2 separate regions of the Homo sapiens genome follow, and region 2 is linked to region 1. Evidence: chromatin contacts called from ENCODE Hi-C or POLR2A ChIA-PET data. All regions are on one chromosome and are shown on one strand. Each heading gives the region's core, a stretch centred on a gene start or an enhancer-like site at or near the end of the contact. The rest is flanking DNA. Distances are from core to core; before and after follow the strand shown.

Region 1 (5,989 bases), core at 3,490-5,989:
AATTCAAACAATGTTTTCAGAAAAACTAGCTCCTAATTTCACTGGGTGTGAGCATATAAGGTAGAGAAAAGAACAGTTGGAGGATCAACTTCTGAATTATGAGGAGTCAAATAACTGAGTAAATTGAGTGGTAAAGGGGAAAGAAAAATGGATATGTTGGATCAATTTCCTGGTAATATCAATTTTGGTCTAAGTTGTAGCAAGGACAGCTGGCATAATGCTCTTCACTTATCACAGGTTACCTCTATATGATTTAATTTACTCTCATAGTAAGAATTTATTAAAAACCATGGTTTTTTTTTAACATAAGGCTTTTCATTTGAATAAGTGAATAATGTATTACTTATGTTAGAGTGACTATGTAAGGTTGCCTAGACAGATGAATGATTAGTACTCTAATATTAATAGTTCCATACTATGTAAGGATTCCCATCATCTGAATCCATATTCAAAAATTAGAGATCCTTAAATAGAAAATTATCCCTTTTAGGGTTTTTGTAACTGTTTGATAAATGAGGTTAATGTTTTTTAAAAAAGTCTTTAAGGAGGCCAATATTTTGGCTTTTATTTACTTATTCTACAGAAAGACTTTTACTAGTTACTCACTATTAGAAGCATTATGCTTATTTATTTACTTAACTGAATCTAATATTTCCATTTTAAGTATTTTGATAAGAAGAAAGAAAATAGACCACTTTAGAACTGAGGTGAAATAAAGCCTTATGGAATCATTGCAACCCAGGTTTGAATAGGAAATGAGGAGCACCACTTTTTAAACCATGTCTAATAATTGCTCTTTAGTTTGGATCAGATGTCAAATTATTACCATTGTAAAAACTTGATAAGGGAAATTCAAGCAAGGCTGTTTCCGATGAGTAGTGTTAGTTTACTTTCTAGGAACAGGGCCAAGAAGTTGTACTTTTTAACTTAAAAAAAATGATTCATGCTAATGAGATACTGTCACTGACATGTTGTTTGAAATAAAATGAGGCTCACAGCCTCCGGTAGAATCAAAACTAAGGGAGTTATCTCTGCATCAGGTTTAGTTAACTTTCATAAAAAGAAGAAAAAAAGACACATCCTATATCACTATTGACTGATTAGGTTTGGAGTATGTGTGTGTGTGTATTCATTCTTCCTTTTTCTCATTTACTTATGCAGGTCCACTATGCAATTAAAGTTTTCCTTTTTTTCTAGTTAGAATCAAGAAAAATGTGAACATGATGATTTACCTGTATGCTCTGAATTGCATCTTTCTTCTTATGTAATAATACTTTTTTTTTTTAACTAGAGTAATGAATTTTAGTTTTTAAAGGATTGGGTGCCATGCTTAATTTTACATTACAGATTCAAACTAGTGTTTTCATTTATCTTACTTTTGTATTATATAGATGCTGCATAACTTTTTTCTGATCAATTTAAGTAGAAAGTATGGCAAAGTGATAGTGTACTTTGTAAACCCTCAACATATTTATTTAAGAAACTTCAAAGAGAAACAAAGGGTGTGCACTGTTTTACTATATTGGCTTTCTGAGTTTTGGCTGGTTTCCCAAATAGCAATTTTTATATTTAAAAAAAAAGACAGACTTAACTGCTTGCAGACTTTTCACGCATGGAAGATGAAGAAAGCTTCTTTTGATGAAGTGTAATTATGTCCAAACAGAGCTGACCCCCTCCCCCTATATTTCTTATGATCTTAACTGAAGAAAGTAGGATTTTTCCTTTGAAGCAGCCGGGACTTGGTGGAGGATCTGAAATGCTACAGTCTGCTGCCAGAGGCAGGATGGAGAAATTGGTCCAGACTTGTCTTCAAGACTTAGATGGGGGGTAGGGGGAGTGGGTGGAGAGAGAAAGAAAAATTGATTTATCACTAATAATATATTTTTATATCACTGCATTAACATTGTATGAAAGGAAACAGTAATATCAAGCTGAGATGAAGAGGAAAAAAGGACAGAGAACACTGATAACAGATCACACTCTGAAAAAAAAATGGGTCAGTTTTTCAGTGGCAGGAAACCCTTTAACCTGCCTTTGTACCCTTTGTACCTGACCTGCTTTATAACAGACTCTTCCAGCTTCCTCTTTGATTTTCACACTTCTACATTTCTCTTAAGCTATTAAGTCTGGATCAACATGCTGCTACCATTGTATTTTCTTTCCCGGCTTTAAATATTTCTATTTTCAGTAGTGTTATAAAAAAACACCAAGTTCCTCAAATATTGCACTTTTTTTTTTCTTTCCACTGGTAGAAACATAAACTCTCAGAAACTGAAAAACAATCTTAGATTATAAAGGAGTCATGTCACTACTGACTTTGACTTTATGGGTCATCTTATGACCACAACTTTTGAAAGTGCTAGAATAAAAGTAGAGCATCAGTGGAACTTGCATTAAGTTAGGAGAGGCTTAAGGTTTTTCATGGTTTTTCCTTTTTTTTATCCTTAATCTTTTAAAGAGAAGTGTTTAAAATGATTTTGGTCCTTAAATTTTTTTTTGGTATGCTTTCTTTTTCCTGATGAAGCCATGGATGACACAATTAGTTATCTACTGACTGCTAGCTCCCTATTTGAGAGCCTACATTTTAAAATAACAGGCTGTATTTTATCACTTATGGAAAGTGATAAAAAGGGGATTTTTGAGAAAAAATTAATTTAAGGAAATCATGAATGCCCACATAAACATTTGACTTAAGAGGTGCATTATTATTATAGGATGAAGAACCAATTACTAAATTGGTTGGTAATTTCTGAAAATTTCTTCAACATTGCATACATATTTCTTCTGAAGGGGCAATAAGAAGCAGAAGGAGCCTCATTCACTTTTGCTGTAGTTGTTAATTACATCTTGATCCTTAGGGTCTGATTTTGGCAGATCATAGTTATACTTAACTACTTGTTTCCTCCCCCAAACCCATCTCTTTTTAAAAGCAGTTTTTTATAGAGAACTCATTCTACTCTGAAAATTTAAATGCTTTATACTTGAAGGGTGAATTTTATTTTTGGCTTTTGTTCCTACATGAGGCGTCACCCTGAATTTAGGGGAAGCATAGATGACTTTTAATATCCTAAGTAAGTTGTAAAGGTCTCAAGTAGAACTGTTACCAAAACTGGTTTAAATAAATTTATGGACAATCTATTTTATCTTTTTTTCTTTTTTGAGATGGAGTCTCACTCTGCCACCCAGGCTGGAGTGCGGTGGCACCATCTCGGCTCACTATAACCTCCGCCTCCTGAGTTCAAGTGATTCTTGTGCCTCAGCCTCTTGAGTAGCTGGGATTACAGGCGTGCGTCACCACGCCCAGCTAATTTTTATATTTTTAGTAGAGACAGGGTTTCACCAGGTTGGCCAGGCTAGTCTTGAACTCCTGACCTCAGGCGATCTGCCCTCCTCCACCTCCCAAAGTGTTGGGATTACAGGCGTGAGCCACCGCGCCCAGCCGACAATCTTTCTACCAGGTTATTTAGAGACATTAAGGATAACTGAGATCTGTATATATCCTTGATTTATTAAGATGAGTGCCATAGATGAAAACTGACTCTGAAACACAGCCATGGGAGCCACTGTTAGAAAGGCAATCCTGGGCCCATAGACCACTAATCTGACCCCAAAATGGCACTTTAAAATGTTTTAGTGTAAATTAACTTTCAATCTAGAGATTCAGCTCTTTTACTTTTTGCGATCTTTCCATTGTTTTGAGGTTCTAACTTGGACCCAGTGGCTTCCTATTCAAGTTTCTGGTTTCTAATTCTGTAGGCTTTTAGTTTTCTGTAACTAGTTTAGACTCCTGGCTGGTTTATTCTTCTGGTTAGTCTTAACGCTTATAATAAAGCCTCTCTTTGCTAACCAATTATAAATTATTTAAATCCGTGTAATAGCCAATATAGTGGATAAAATATATCAATGACACTTTAAAAATAGATGCTTTCATCATCCTGAGATATTGCATTAGTCCATTTATGTTTACTGTTTCTTGGGCACATAGAGCTGATTGGGACGCATCTAGAAATAAATTACTTATTAATTTTTTTAAATGGCAAGTGATCAAGCCACTTAAGGAAGTGGCCAAGTGACAGAATATTTAAAAAAAAAAGAGCATTAATTTTAGGGTCTGAAAAATGAGGTTCAGATCTTCATTTTTTCATTTATTAGTTGTATGAACTTGGGTAAATTACTAAGTCTCTTGAGGCTTCAGCCTCCTTATTTGTGCAATGGGGGTGAGAGATCTAAGCGGGGAGGATTAATTGAGATAATGTGTATGAAGTGGCACTTAATACGTTTCTAATTGTTATTCACCTTTCCCTATTCAAACTGCACCCACCCCATTCCTGTCTTTTCTTTCCTGTTTTTTTCCCCTTGGCTATAGAAAAGTATAGCCAAGGAGACTTAAAACTATTTATACTCAGTAACAAATGATGTGCGTCTTAAACAGATTTTAGGAACTTACATGGTCTAGGTTGAAAAGAAAACCCATTCACTAGACTTGACAGCCAAAGACCTGTTCTCCATTAAGCCTTGTATATAACCTGTTCCATATTAAGCTTTGAAAAGACTGCATTAAACTTTGCATTGGTACATATTGTCAAAGATTTGTGTTTTGGTTTAATACTCTCAGTTTTCAGTAAGGGAAAAAGAATCTCTGACCAAAAAACAAAGCAAAACAAAATGAGCTTTTTAAAGGTCTGTTACAGGAGCAGACTGAATGAGTACTCTGGCCTGAGATTGCTGAATGTTTTATTGAGTCACTGTTTCACGCCCACCTCTTCCTGTCTTGTAACAGTTTGCAGTTTTGACTATCTGACATGATTAACCGTTGCAAATCTAACTGATTACAACTGTTAGTAAGTCTGTGCAACAGAGAATGGTATCTTCTTCTGGAGAAAACAGACATCCAAATATGCTACCAAACTTTTCCCTGTCTCTTTTCCCCTTCTTATTCGTCGCTTTTAGCTCATTAATTTGAAGCATCAGATGTAATATTTCAATGAAGCACACCTTCTGCTAAAAGCAAAATTTGAGTTTATACTGAGAGATGTCATGTTCATTTAGCAAAAAGTAAGTCGCTGTCAGGGGGTTATTTCAAGATTTAACAGCAAGGATGTATGTTAGGGGAGGGGTGGACAGGGAGGAGAAAAACTTTGTTCCAGTAATGATGAAATCATCATACCACAGGCACATTACGGCCAGGACAGGAGACACTGGCTCCTGTTAAAATGATTCCCATAAGAACTTTCCTCTTTTATCTTCTTATTGTAGTGCAGCTAAGCAAATGAAATGCTAAAGCTATGTGAAGTAAATAACATAATCAACAATGATTTACTATTGTTCTCTCGTGAGGTCATGACCCAACCCTAAATAAAGACTTCTAAAATTGTCTGTGCTTGGATGTGTTCCTGATGTTGGAGAAAACTGAAAGAAAAAGAACCTTCCTCAAGTGGACCAGGGTTTTGTTTTCATTACAACTGTTGCTACTGAGGAGCTTTTTTGGAATTGGAGTCTTCCTGTGTAGCACTACAATGAGGACGATGATCTTGACTCTAAGCAAATTTGGAAATGTCCTAAAGTGGTCATCGGAGGGTTTCCAATTTAGAAGAAGGAGTCCTGCCTCTTGTCTTTGTTTCATTGCCTCCTTAGAGATGCTTAAATGCAATTTGGAAATCTATGCTGCTGTGTAATCATCAACACTGTTTTTTAATATTCACTGTATATTTTCCCCTTTTATATCTGCAGGCAAGAGTTTCACCTTGACCATAACCGTCTTCACAAATCCTCCCCAAGTAGCTACCTATCACAGAGCAATTAAAGTTACAGTAGATGGACCTCGGGAACCCAGAAGTAAGTACTCCCCTTTTTATTGAAGAAAGTAATAGAGTTTCCAGAGACCCTATGAGGAATTTATTCCAAATGAGTTAGTGTCACTTTCATGTCCATAGTGTCTTTGTGGACTTTGCTATCTGCATATATTTTTTTTAGTGAGGGAGAGTTAGTC
Region 2 (7,653 bases), core at 1,577-4,076, 580 kb after region 1:
GAGACAATTACAATTACATGTCATTGTGAAACTCATTAGGTGACTGTGATTTAGAGTGGTACACCCAGTGGAAACAAGAGGTTGGGAGGTCCTTCCAAGGGGGTGTTGAAAATGACCAAGTCATGACTATAACTGGGTGGGACCCATCCTTCTTGGAAGTCTTCATAGAAACCAACCCACCCTGCCCTGCAGAAAGAGCTTCAGTTACCTGACACCATCAACAAGAAGGCCTTTCTTTTTATGGGGAATCATGTACCTCAGAGAAACTCCAAACTTTGGAAAAGTGTGATTCTGTCAACAAGGATATTGCTTCCCTCAAATGACACAGTTCAAGTAAGGCCTGGGCAGCATCTTTATTTCACAATATTTCTAGCCTTTACTTGTCCCATTTACTTGTAAATGAGAACTGCTAACCTGAAGCTCAAAAAGATGGGGTTGAGGGAGGAGTCAAAACAACTTTCATACCTGATGTTTTGATCTCCCCATCAATCTGGTTTTTGAGCTAGCCATGAAGGCCTGCCTGGCTCTCATTGATTTCCTTTAGGGAAAAAACAAATGACAACACAGTCATTTTAGAATTATTTGGGGAACGCTGCAAATTGTGCAGTAAGGTTTTTATATAAATGGAGAGACTCTCCAACACTGCCAACAAGAAAATTCCAAAGGTGCAGGTAGAATCGGTCTCCACACCTAGGAGTGGGGCAAAGGGCTCCTTTGGTTCTAAAGAACCTATTTGTGTTTCAAATATCTTTCAGAAACTTGACACCTTGAAACTACCACTCTCAAGGAATCTGAGTAAGTCCTAGAATCGCTTTCTTCAAGGAGAGCAGCAAGACTCATCGCTTTGTTAAAGCTCTCCCTATTCACCCCTAGGGCCCAGGCCTGGATGCTGGGGTTCAGAACACCCCCTTGCTGCCCTAAGGTCCAACACTACCCAGCATCAGACGAGAAATGACCTCCTTTATTACCTGGGTCTGCCAAAGGACCTGGAAATCCAGCCTGGGGTGGGGGTGGGGGGAGTCCCAGAAACCAAAGGAGCACACAGGGGCCACAGTGGGAAGAGAACAGGCTGAAGAAAGCAAGTGTCACTAAATGTCAGGTGTAAGCTTGAAAAATAAACACAAAGAATGTAAAACCCAGCAGAAGAAATTTAACAAACCTTTGTGGTAGGCTGGGACAACGGAGACAGATCACGTACCAAGTGTAAAGTAAGTCACATTTTAAGAGTCAGAAAGTACCAAAGACCACAGATTGTTATCAAGGTTTATGTAGATCTCATACTTTTTGCAAACATCTATTTAATTAGCTTGTAGAGAAGGATCTTTTGGGCAAAATAACATTTTCCCAATTCCAGGGAATATTTATGCCTTTTAAATTCTGCCAGGAGGCCCCTGACAGGCACCAGTGACTCTTCCCTTCTCAGCGATCTGCATATTTCTAGGGAAACTTTGCACTGAGAGAGTTTTCCCCCTTTGTGAAAGGTCTTGGCGCCCAGGCAGTCCCCGACTTCCCCTCCCCCAAGTCCTGGCGACTGTTTCTGCTCAGCCCTGGAGGCTACTCTCCCGCAGCCTCAGGTTTCCCTACTTCTGCAGCGTCGGCACCAAGGGCTGATCAAATGTTTCTTTCTCCTTACACCGGCGGACCGGGAAACGCCGCCGCAGCCTCGCCTCCATCCTTCCTCCTACAGGTTGCAAATAAAGTACAGCAGCTCTGACATTAGGCAGTTTCTGTCCAAGGAGCAAGGTGACTTCATTTAATTTGCACTGTGCTCCTTCATCCCTGTCTGCATCAGGTTGAACGGGAGGCTCTCCCTACTACCAAACGCCTAACATTTCCTTGATACTGCCTTGAAAAATCATGATTATGACAAAAATAATAACGTCGGAGAATGGAGTGCTTGTTTTCTGCTTTGCAAGTCACCAAGCAAGAAAACACTTTTGTCTCCTTGGCTTTTATTTTAGGATCTCTGAGCGAAAGAGAGAAAGAGAATTTTAAGAAATGTCATTTTCGCTTTGCCAAAGATCATTGTGTCAATAACGTTTCTCTCCCATTCCTCCCCCTCCTCCCGTTTTAAAGGAAAGGTTCACGGGTCCAGCCAGGTTTCTGCCGCATCCCGACACCTGGAGACGTCTTTCAGGACCAGCCTGAATCGCGTCCGGGCTGGGCTCTGGACTCGGACTCGCAGCGGTGACAGCGGAGGCGGGGACGGGGGTGGACAAACTGCGGATCAACTCTCCGAGAAGACGGCCACCTGCCGGAACCTGCCTTCCTCCATTCCGCCCAGGAGCCTCGCAGCGGGGCGCTGGCCTGCGGAAAGGCCACGGGGGAGCACAGGGCTCCGCGCCGCCCTCCTGGGAGGGTCCGGAGTCCAGCGCACCCCGAGCCCTGGTGGGTGAGCCCGGCGGGAGGCGCGGCAGGTGCGGCGGGAGACTGGACCCCGACCTACCTTCACAAAGAGCTCGATCTCGGGGTCCCTGTCGTCCCCGTTAGCTGTCGCCGAGTCTGTCATGCCGTTGGCGCCCGGGGCTACCGTCCCGGGCCGGGGAGGCGCCACCTCTGCAGCACCTGGGCCAGCACTCTGCGCTCCTGCCGCTGCCCAGCGGGGCTCCTCTTCAGGGCGGTGTTTAATTTTTCACAAAACCATCTATTCTCCAGCCCGAGCAGCGGGGTCTGAGAGATCAGTGTCCCAGATGCTCACATGAAAAGGAGCGAAGCCGGGAGGAGGCGGGGGGCCACGGGGAAAGCCGGGTTAAGGGAATGACAACAGGTCGTGGGAGCAACAAGTGCCGGGCTGCCCGGAGGTGTCACAGGATCCGCGACTGTCAGCGATCCCGCCGCCGCCAACGCGCCCAAAATAGCCGGCGGCTGCAGGGCGGGGTCAGCCGGGCGGGGACGCGGCGGGGACACCCCGGCAGCTCGGGCCTGGGCCGGGCCACGGCCCCCCGCCCCAAGACCCCGCAGGGCAGGAGGCGGAGACAGAGCTGGTCCTGGCAAAGCCACCAAGGCCAAGAGGATGTCCTGGGGGCGGATAATGAGGCGAAGGCAGAAAGAGTCGAGGAGAAGGGGAAGGGGAAGAGGAAGGGGAAAGGGGAAGGGGAAGAGGAAGGGGAAAGGGGAAGGGGAAGAGGAAGGGGAAAGGGGAAGGGGAAGAGGAAGGGGAAAGGGGAAGGGGAAGAGGAAGGGGAAAGGGGAAGGGGAAGGAAGAGAGGAGATGGCTCTCAAGTCTTCTGTTTCTTTAATAAAGCGTCAGCTCCTCCGAGTTACTCCACTACCAGCCTTACCCACTTGGAAAGCCCTTCCTGTCTTAGTGATGCTCAGAACCCCCACCAAAAGGGGCATTTGCCATCCTTGGGCTAAGCAAAAGGAGAGTAGGGTGCTGGGGACGGGCAGGGCAGGGCAGGGGTGGCTCCTGGGGCAGAGGGGTGAGTCAACCCGGTCAGGTGCGGCTTCCATGCCTTTCAGCCTTCTGGGTTTGTTTATTTTTCTTCTCCCTTCTTTCATTTTCTTTCTATTTCTTCCTTTATTTTCTGATCTTACTTCATTCCCGTTCTCTTCTGGTTGTTTTAGTGAAGTAGGATGCAAACACAGAAAAGATGCACATATCTTAGGTGTATGCCTCAATGAATTTTCACAATCCAACCCACCCATGTAACGAGCGCCAGATGAAGAATAAAATGTTAGCCACAGCCCTAGAAGCTCCTCCTGCTCTCTCCTCTCCACATCTTTTCTCCCGTCTCCACTGTCCCAGGGTAACCATTATTCTGGCTTGTAGCAGCATAGGATCTTTTTGCCTGGAATGTTGGTGTCTGGCTTCTTTCGCTCATTACTATGTTTGTGAGATTCATCCATTGTGCTATGTGTAGTTGTGTATCATCCATTTTCACCGACACACTTACTTATTCATTCTTCTGTCAATGGACATTTGTGCAGGTGACTATCATGACTACTCTGTCACGAACATTCTCTCTATCAAACATCTTTTGGTTGGATTCACAGACACTTTTCTCTTGGATGTATACTTAGGAGTGGACTTGCTGAGTTGTAGTGTATAAGAATGCTCTCCTTGTGTAAACACTGCCATAGGTTTTCTAAAGTGGTTGCACCAACAGACATTCCCACCCTTCAGTTCTTTAAAAAATAATTATTGAATGTTTTGCACCAGAATCTGGTGGAATTCTCTTTGTCTTCTTTGCCTTCTCTTTAATTAATCCTGTTTGTGCTATGTCCTTCCTTACTAAAAACATGTATTTGTTTAATAGCTTTATTAAAAAATTTATCGCTTAATAAAAAAATAAGTAATAATACTTATTATGTGCTAGGCAAAAATGTTGAGCACTTTACATGTGTGAACTTGTATAATATTTACAAATAGTATAATGATCCCAATTTTACAAGTGGGGAAACTGAGACATGAAGTATTTAAGTAACTTATCCCTAGTCATTCAGCTAGGAAATGGTGAAGTCAGGATTTAAACCCAGACAGACTTGAGCCTGTCCTCTCAACTGCTCTACAAACTGCTTTTCTTAGTGCACACTATGGAAGTGCACACTTTGAGGAAACAAAGGCATGGTTTTAACGGTCTTAACAGAGATCAAAATCCCTTTCAGAATAATAGTTACATGAAATGAAAACTAAGGCTGCCACATGAATTGGGAAGATGAAGGAGCTATACAAGCTGTCACGTAAAGATACTATTTACCATGGTTGGGGTGAGGAGAGGAAAAGGCTTCATGGAGCAAAAGGCACTTTAGCTGAACCTTCCTGAAAGGTCAGGCATCTGATAGGCAAAGAAAAGGGAAAGATGTCCTCACTACCCTTTATGGCAGGCTGTGTCCCCACAGACTCTCAGTGCAAATTCCTCCTTCCTGAAGAAAGCAGTCACCAAGCCCAACGTGCAACTCTCTTGGTACATTATAACTTAATCAAGGTGATGTTTAATTGCTTTCCTCCTGCTTGGCTTCAGGCTTACATCACCAAAGCCTTTAGAGAAACAGTCACCTTCACAGCTGTACATTCTGCACCAATGACTACATACTTTAGGGAAGGACCAAGGTTACAGAGGGAGACTGGTGCCTTCGCTGCATGATGCACAGACTCAGAACATCCCTGCACTGAAGTGTAGGCAATATTCTTAATGGCAATGTGGCAGTAGCAAATAAAATTATATGCATAAAATGTCTTCGAGGGTTTTGGTTTTTTGTTTTTTGTTTTAATGAAAAATGTGTTACACGTATTTTCGATCATTTCCTTGGCTATGATCTAAACAATGTGTGGTATGACTTCTCTTTCCTTAATCCCAAACCTATCAGAGTTAACTTTCATTTTATCTTCTCCAAATATCTACTGCTATTGTAAATTTGGACAGATCTCTTTCAATAACATTTTATAGGAAATATCTCCCATTTGGACATCCCTGCAGATAACTTATAGTTTTGATATTATAAAGCTTCATGCTGCAAAAAAAATAATTCTTCTTTGGTCATAAACTATTTCTGTGCATATTTTCCATTTTCAATTTCATATTATGCCTTAGCTCAAGATAAAAGGACTTTACTTTGTACCCTTTAATGTTAAAGAATAATTGGTTAGAGTCAATTCTAGCTTTGTCTGGAGAAAAACACTATATGTCTAATTCCAGCCCATAGTTTCACAAATGTGGTGCAAGTTTTGAATAAATTTTTACCAGGAAAGTACTTTAAAAACACATTTAGTGCTCACTTTGGCAGCACATATTCTAAAATGGAAACCATACAGAGAAGATTGGCATGGCTCCAATGAAAGGGTGACATGCAAATCTGTGTGACATTCATATTTTTGTATGACTGTTGAAAGTGAAAACTATAACATATCTGATAGCATTTTTAATATATTTAGATTCAATAATATGACCACTGCAGCATAAAGGGTAAAGGGCAAGGAATTTATACAGTTGTAAGGTTTATATACTTTACTTGATATAGTAAACTCTAAGTAGCCTGAGAAAAACTAGGTATGTGTATTGTAATCCCTAAAGAAACAGCTATTTGAGTTATAAAACAAAAGTATAGTAAAAAAAAAAAAGCCAACAGATAAGCTAAAATGGAATGACAAGAAATATTCAAATAATCTAAAAGGCAGAAAAGAGGAAGAGAATAGAAAACTGATAATAAAATGGTACACCTAAATATAACCATATTAATACTTAAGCTAAATATAAATGGTCTAAGCACATAAATTAAAAGCTGAAGATTGTTGGATTGCATAAAAAAGCAACAAGAAGACCCAACTATATGCTGTTACAGAATTCACTTCAAACACAATGTTATTGATAAATTAAAAGTAAGAGGATGGAAAAGCCCCTGCCATGCAAACACTAATCAAAAGAAAGCTGGGCCGGGCGCGGTGGCTCACGCCTGTAATCCCAGCACTTTGGGAGGCCGAGGCGGATGGATCATGAGGTCAGGAGATCGAGACCATCCTGGCTAACAAGGTGAAACCCCGTCTCTACTAAAAATACAAAAAATTAGCCGGGCGCGGTGGCGGGCGCCTGTAGTCCCAGCTACTGGGGAGGCTGAGGCAGGAGAATGGCGTGAACCCGGGAAGCGGAGCTTGCAGTGAGCCGAGATTGCGCCACTGCAGTCCGCAGTCCGGCCTGGGCGACAGAGCGAGACTCCGTCTCAAAAAAAAAAAAAAAAAAAAGAAAGCTAACCTCTAAATTAATATAATTATTAATAATATATAAACATATATTAATGTAAGTCTATTAGACAAAATAGACTTCAGAAAAAGGAAATTATCAGGAATAGAGACATTACATAATAATAATAATAATAACAGAGCCAGCTCACCAAGAAGATAGAACAACCTTAAATGCATATATACTTAATAACAGAGCTTCAATATTGATGAAACAATAGCTGATGGAACTGAAAGGAGAAAGAGAAATACAGAATTATAGTTAGAGACTTCAGTTCTCCTCTTTTGGTAATTTATAGCACAAGTAGACAAAAAATCCATAAGAATATAGAATATAGAAGACCTAAACAACACTATCAATAACCTTGACCTTATGAACATTTGTGGAATATCCCACCCAAACAACAACATAATATACACTATTGTCAGATATATATGGAACATTTACCAAAAGAGATCACATTCTGGGTCACAGAACAAACTTCATTACGTTAAAATAATGAAATTATACAAAGTATGTTCTCTGACCATAATGGAATCAATTAAATTAATATCCAGAAAGATATCCAAAACACTTCCAGTTATTTGGAAATTAAGCAACACACTTTAAGAAATTCATTGATCAACAAGGAAGCCTCAAGGATTATTAAAAAATATTTTGAACTGAATTCAAATGAACATACAACATATCAAAATTTGTGAGATGCAGCTAAAGCAACGCTTAGTAGAAATTTATACATAAAACACTTATTTTGGAAAATAATAAAGTTCTGAAATTTATAATCTAGGCTTCCATTTTATGGAACTAGAAAAAAGAACAGCCAGCTAAAACCAAAGCAAGCAAAAATAATAAAATAATAAATATAAAAACAGAAATTAATGAAATCGAAGAAAAAATAAAACAATAGAGAAAATCAATAATACTAGAGGCTGGTTTTTATCAAAGATCAATAAAGTTGATAAATTTCTCACTAGAT

What was found. A loop is a pair of places that touch in the nucleus more often than their neighbours do. ChIA-PET counts read pairs that join two places held with the same protein, here RNA polymerase II (POLR2A). Pooled maps may share reads with other maps.
Region 2: a loop to region 1 is called in a pooled map, with 5 times the contacts of the local background. The contact joins the promoter of CLIC5 here to the enhancer-like site in region 1. A Hi-C loop is called at or near these places in 3 of 168 maps with a recorded cell type or tissue (CD4-positive, alpha-beta memory T cell and naive thymus-derived CD4-positive, alpha-beta T cell) and 10 of 50 pooled maps. POLR2A ChIA-PET finds 5 or more read pairs at or near these places in 1 of 52 experiments (activated CD4-positive, alpha-beta memory T cell).

The regions. Positions count from the first base shown.
Region 1 is chr6:45,432,217-45,438,205 of GRCh38, forward strand. It overlaps RUNX2 (RUNX family transcription factor 2), which reads left to right. Exons shown (of 9, transcript NM_001024630.4): 5 at 5,731-5,835. Among named protein-coding and RNA genes, the nearest start is that of SUPT3H, 57 kb to the left of the region's middle. Within about 2 kb of position 4,740, at least 5 of the 41 ENCODE cell types and tissues checked have a DNase peak (open chromatin) inside an H3K27ac peak, as active enhancers do.
Region 2 is chr6:46,013,034-46,020,686 of GRCh38, forward strand. CLIC5 (chloride intracellular channel 5) reads right to left here and starts at 2,827. Exons shown (of 6, transcript NM_016929.5): 1 at 2,447-2,827. The coding sequence starts at 2,509. It also overlaps the pseudogene RNU6-754P. RefSeq lists enhancers at 1,940-2,784, 2,785-3,629 and a silencer at 2,478-2,527.